2 separate regions of the Homo sapiens genome follow, and region 1 is linked to region 2. Evidence: chromatin loops called from intact Hi-C (ENCODE). Cell type or tissue: mammary epithelial cell. All regions are shown on one strand. Each heading gives the region's core, and the rest is flanking DNA. Links, peaks and the distances in the headings are about the cores only.

What was found. Peaks named below come from ENCODE experiments on the same cell type or tissue, not always from the same donor. Only the 100,000 strongest peaks of a DNase experiment are listed, where the experiment ranks them.
Region 1: it touches region 2 in a loop (16-fold over the local background); 10 of 110 quality-filtered maps call a loop at or near these places.

The regions. Positions count from the first base shown.
Region 1 is chr5:6,290,934-6,293,857 of GRCh38, reverse strand. No RefSeq gene overlaps it. Among named protein-coding and RNA genes, the nearest start is that of LINC02145, 45 kb to the left of the region's middle. In mammary epithelial cell, for the core only: a CTCF peak has its summit at 1,676 (motif pointing left); no DNase peak of the experiment used is centred there.
Region 2 is chr5:5,490,985-5,493,908 of GRCh38, reverse strand. No RefSeq gene overlaps it. Among named protein-coding and RNA genes, the nearest start is that of ICE1, 70 kb to the right of the region's middle. In mammary epithelial cell, for the core only: a CTCF peak has its summit at 1,356 (motif pointing left); no DNase peak of the experiment used is centred there.

The sequences.
Region 1 (2,924 bases), core at 171-2,670, 800 kb before region 2:
TTCAACCCAGCAATTCCATTACTCAGTATATACCCCAAGAAAAATAAATTGTTCCATCAAAAAGACACCTGCACTTGCATGTTTATCATAGCACTATTCACAATAGCAAAGATATGGAATCAACACAGATACCAAACAATGGCGGATTGGATAAAGAAAATGTGGTACATATACACCATGGAATACTACATAGCTATGAAAATAATAAAATCATATCTTTTGCAGCAACATGTATGCAGCTGGGGCCATTATCACAAGCAAACTAGTACAGAAACAGAAAACCAAATATTGCATGTTTTCACTTTTACAGAGGAGCTAAACATTGGGTACACATAGACACAAAGATGAGAACAATAAATACTGGGGATTCCAAAAAGGGGAAATGGGGGGACAGGATTGAAAAACTATCTATTGTGTATTATGTTTGCTACTTGGCTAACAGGATCATTAGAAGCCGAAACCTCAACACCATACAATATACCTATGTAACAAACTTGCATGTGTACCCCATGAATCTAAAAAAGAAAAGTTGGGTTATTTCTCTTTTCATTGTTGAGTTTTAAGTTTCTTTGTATATTTTGAATACAAGTCTTTTAACAGATATGTTTTGCAAATAGTTTCTCCCATTCTGTGGTTTGTATTTTTATTTTCATAAGTATCTTTTACATAGCAGTTTTAAATTTTAATAAATTCCAAGTTATCAGTTCAATTTACTTTCATGGATTATCATTTCATGTTGTATATAAAACCACCTCAAAAAAGCCAGGTCTTATAGTTTTTTCTCTCGTCATTTCTTCCAGAAGTTTTATAGCTTCGTGTTTTACATTTAGGTATATGGTCAATTTTGAGTTAATTTTTTGTGACATGTGTAAGGGCTAGGGTTTTATTTTCATATTGACATCCAAGTTTTCTAGCACAATTGTTAAAAAAAACTGTCTTTTCTATATGGAATTGCCTTTGCTCCTTTATCAAAGATCAGTTAACTATATCTGTGTGGCTCTATTTATGGACTATTTAGTTACATTGACCTATTTATTTATTTTTGCCAACACTAGGTTTTGATTACTGTAGCTTAATAGTAAGTCTTGAAATAGAGCACTGTGAGTCCTTCAGCTTTATTGTTCTTCCTCCTCCTTCTTCTTCTCCTACTCCTTCTTTAGTGTTGTGTGATCTAACTATTTTGCCATTTGATACACACTTTAAAATTAGTTTATTGATGCCTACAAAGTAGTCCAGTAAAGTCTGGATTGTCTTGAATCTGTGGATCAAGTTGGAAAGAACTGACATCTTGACAATATTGTCTTCCTATCCATGAACATGGAATATCTGTCCATTTATTTAGTTTTTGATTTCATCAGCATTTCATAGTTTTCTGCATTCATATCCTATACATATTTTTGTTATAGTTATACCTAATCATTTCATTTTTTGTGCTATTGTAAATGGTATTTGTATTAGGGTTCTCCAGAGAAACAGAAAAACAGAAACATCATCATCTCTGTGTGTGAGTGCGTGTGTGAGACAATGTGTGTGAGTGTGTGTGTGTGTTTGGGGTGGGGAGACAGGAAGATTTAAAGAAATTGGCTCATATAATTGTGAAGCCTTGGCAACTGCAAATATGCAGGTTAGGCAGCAGGCTGGAGACCCAGGGAAGAGTAGAAGTTGGACTCCAAAGGCCATCTGCTGGCAGAATTTTTTCTTGCTTGAGAAAGGCCAGTCTTTGTTCTACTGAATGCTTCATCTGATTGGATGAAGCCCACCCACATTATAGAGGGTAATTGTCTTTACTCGAATTCTATCCGTTTAAATGTTAATCCAAAAAAATACTTTCACAAGAAAGTCTAGAATGTTTGACCAGATATCTGGGCACTGTGGCTCAGTCAAGCTGACACATAAAATTAAGCATCTCAGTATTTTCTTTTCTAATTTCAAATGCTAATTTTTAAATTTCTGGTATAAAAGAAAGCAATTGACTTTTGAGACCTTGTTATACATATTTATTAGTTCCAGAAGTGTTTTTAATTGGACTTTTCTACATAAAAGATTATATCTGTGACTAAAGACAGTTTTACTTCTTTCTTTCTAATCCATATACATTTCTTCCTTTTTCTATTTTTATTGCACCAGGTAAAACTTCTAGCACAATGTTGAATAGGAATGGTGAGAGAGGACATTGTTGCCTTGTTCCTGATTTTGAGGGGGAAGATTCCACTCTGTTTTCTTTAAATATGATATTAGCTTTCAGCTTTTAATAACTTTTTTATCAAGTTGATGATGTCCTCTCTGTTTCTAGTTTGCTAAGAGTTTTATGATAAATGGGTGTTGGATTTTGTTAAATGCCTTTCTCTGTGTTGATTGATTTGATCAAATTATTTCTTTTCTTTAGCTTGTTGATATGGAGGGTTACATTGATTTTTTTTTATTTTTGAGTCTTGAACCAGCCTTGAATGTTTTAAATACATCCCACTTGGTTGGGATGTATAATTCTTTTTGTACTTCGATGGATTTGATTTCCTAATATTTTGTTGAAGTTTTTCATATATATTTATGAGAGATATCAGTCTATAGTTTTCCTTTCATTTCACATCTTTATCTGATTTAGGTATTAAGGTAATCTGGCCTCATACCTGAGTTAGGAAATGTTCCCTCTGCTTTTATTTTTTTGGAAGATATTGTAAAGAATTAGTATTATTTCTTGAAATGTTTGTTAGAATTTACTGGTGAAAACATCTGGTATAGTACTTTCTTTTTAGGAAGGCTATAAGTTATTTATTCAATTTCTTTAATAAACACATGCCTATTCAAGTTGCCTCTCTCTCCTTGTGTGAGTTTTGGTAGTTTGTGTCTCTCAAGAAATTCATTCATTTCATCTAAGTTATCAAATTTGGAAACAGAGTTGTTCATAGTATACCTTTATTATCCTT
Region 2 (2,924 bases), core at 271-2,770:
CCCGGAGTTTCAAACTCAAGGGTTTTGGGTGAAGCTCTAGAATCTCCAGTCCTAAGAAGCCAGGTGTGATTTAGGCTCCCCACTGCCGACAGGCCCCGCGAAAGGTGCAGTTAAGAGAATGGCTGATGAGAGCTGGGCTCCAGGGTGAACGCTGGCACCTTGACACCCTGATGAGACACATCTTGTGTGCTTTGGAAGACAAGGTGGCCTGAGCCAAGGCATTCCAAGGTACTAACGTCCTTCACAAAAACACAAAGTTCTTCATGAAAGCAAGCAAAAGCATTCATTTTCATAGAAAACTGAATTATATCATTTTTATGGCTCTTCACTCACACTTCTGTTTTTGCCTCTGTCATCAGAACCTATTTCGTTGTGCAAAACAAACTGACTACAATACAGTGAGGGCGCTTTAATTCCTCAAAATTCCCCTTGGAGGGGCAAGAAAATGAACTTCTTGTTTCACAATTATGCACTCTGAATTTCCTTGAGAAAGCGTCAGGTAGATGGAAGCAAGCAAGAGAGGAAAGCATTTACAAGTTTATAGATCTGACTTTTTCAACTTTCTCCTAAATTTTTAAAACACCCCTCATTGAAACATTGTTGCATCCTAAGTCTTAATGAGGGCGGTTGATTAGATTTCCAGGTGTGAGCTCTATTCGCACTATAAATTCTTTGTAATATGGTTCTACACAAGATAATGCGTCAGGGATGCTTGAAAAAAGTAATGTTCAATGTGGGCAGGATGACTTAATTGACTAGTTTCTTTGCCTGCCAGTTCATCAGAGGAGAGTGACACAACCTGCCATTCACTTCACTGCCACTACCAATTACTCACCTGGTCACTTGCTTGTCTTTCTCCTTCCTTCCTTCCCTTCCTTCCTTCCTTCCTTCCTTCCTTCCTTCCCTCCCTCCCTCCCTCCCTCCCTCCTTCCTTCCTTCCTTCCTTCCTTCCTTCCTTCCTTCCTTCCCTCCCTCCTTCCTTCTCTTTCCTTTCTCTTTTTTTCTTTCTCTTTTTCTTTCCTCTTTCCTTCCTTTCTTTTTCTCTTTCTCTTTCTTTTCTTCTTTCTCCCTTCCTTCCCTTTCTTCTTGTTGTTTTTTGATCAAAGGACTTAAGTATTTGCTTTTTTCTTTTTTGAAATGTGCTCTTAAACACGAACTTTACATGTTATTCTATCCACACATTTTCCCCATTTACTTATTAATAATGGCCCTAGGAAGTGCAAGGAACACCCCAAACGTGAATGGAAATGCTTCCCTGATAGAAAGGCTCTCAGAGCGCCAAATTCTGCACCCAGACGACCTCTCCAGTTAAGGTTCCCTGTCTCTTCCGGATGGTTTGTTCATGGGTGAGTCTACAGTGCCCTCTAATGGCTACAGTGCAGTTCTTTCCAAGTCCAGGTATGAATTTATTTCTATTTCATGTTCCTTAAATATTGAACTTGCTGAATTACACTGCCACATCCTATTTTAAAAAACAAACAATGTAACAGAGTACTTTCTCTGTGAAAAATGACACTCCGAAGTGTGTAATCATCTTGCTGTCCGTCCACACTCTGTTGACCATTTTCACCCTCTTCACTGCTGCCCTGGCTTCCCACGCAAATACCATCATGTGCAGACGCTCCGAGAATCTCTGCCTTTGCCCAGCGCAGCCTGATTCAGTGTCTCCTGCTTACCTCTGCACTGAAAGGCTTATCAAGCTGCAGGGGAACCAGCTTGAGCCGCCAAGCACCAGTTGAAAGCCTCATCTAACTCCAGGCTGAAAAGTGTTCATTTTTGTGTTTACAGTTTTAGTCTTTTTTTTTGGTTCAAGTAATAAAACGTTAAAATAATGTTCTGTTTCGGTACTAGAAATTAATAACAGCTTAAAACCTTTCCACTCTCTGGGGATAACACAGTACAGTGGGCAACTTCAAGCCTATTATTTGTCGTCATCAGTTCATATGGAGTGGATGCTGCCAAGTAAACTCAAGGAACAAGTATGGCAAGCAAAAGTCAGCACGGGTGCTAATAAACGACAGTGCCCCTCCTCTCCATTAATTAAAAACACATACGACTGCTGAGGTTTAACATGTTTGAACCACCTGACAAATCCACTCACTAAGCACAATTTCCACAAACTCAGTGGACCACGCCCTGCTCTTCTCTCTTCCTTACTTCCCACTCCCTGTGCCACCCATTCCAAGCCCATCAGTATGTGGGAGATGCTCACCAAGGTCACTCACCTCACCTGACCTTGCAGCTTCCAGCCACATCGGTAGCCAAGTGCCTGGACAATACATGACTGACAAGTTTCCTCCCAAAACACCTCCTGCCCCGTCTTTCATCTTCTCCCTCTCCCATGGCACTTCAAATTATAGGAGGGACTGGGGGGAAGTTATTTTTCTCCCTAGGTGAACGCAGAAATACACACACAGAGCTTTAAGTAGTCTCCATATGCTATCAACTTCCAAAGCTCTGTCACATCCCTTCTATATAGTTTTTCCTGTAAAGGTTCCCTGCCACCTCTCCTTGGAGGTCTTATGGTTCCCATGTCCCAAATGGAAAGCTCGAGTCGTGATTCCTACCACCTGTAATTCCTAAACCTGTGTGCATCTATCCCCAACTCCAGGTGCTCAACTCAGTAACCTGGACGTCTTCCCTGATTCTTCCCCGGAACTTCATGAACACAGCATCAATTCTACCCCAATAGATGTGAAGTCCATCTGCCCTTTGTCATCTGCACCCTCACAACCGTCAGCTCCCAGCTCCACCTGTTGCAGTCGCCTCCTAACAGGTCTCTCCACTTCACCTCTTGCCCTTCTCACATCCCTTTTCATCAGAACAGCTCCAGTGAACTATCGCACGTGACACCTCCACTCAATCTCCCTGGAGCCTCAGATGCCACTCAGCATGAAAGTGCTCCCAGCTGTCTTGAGTGACTG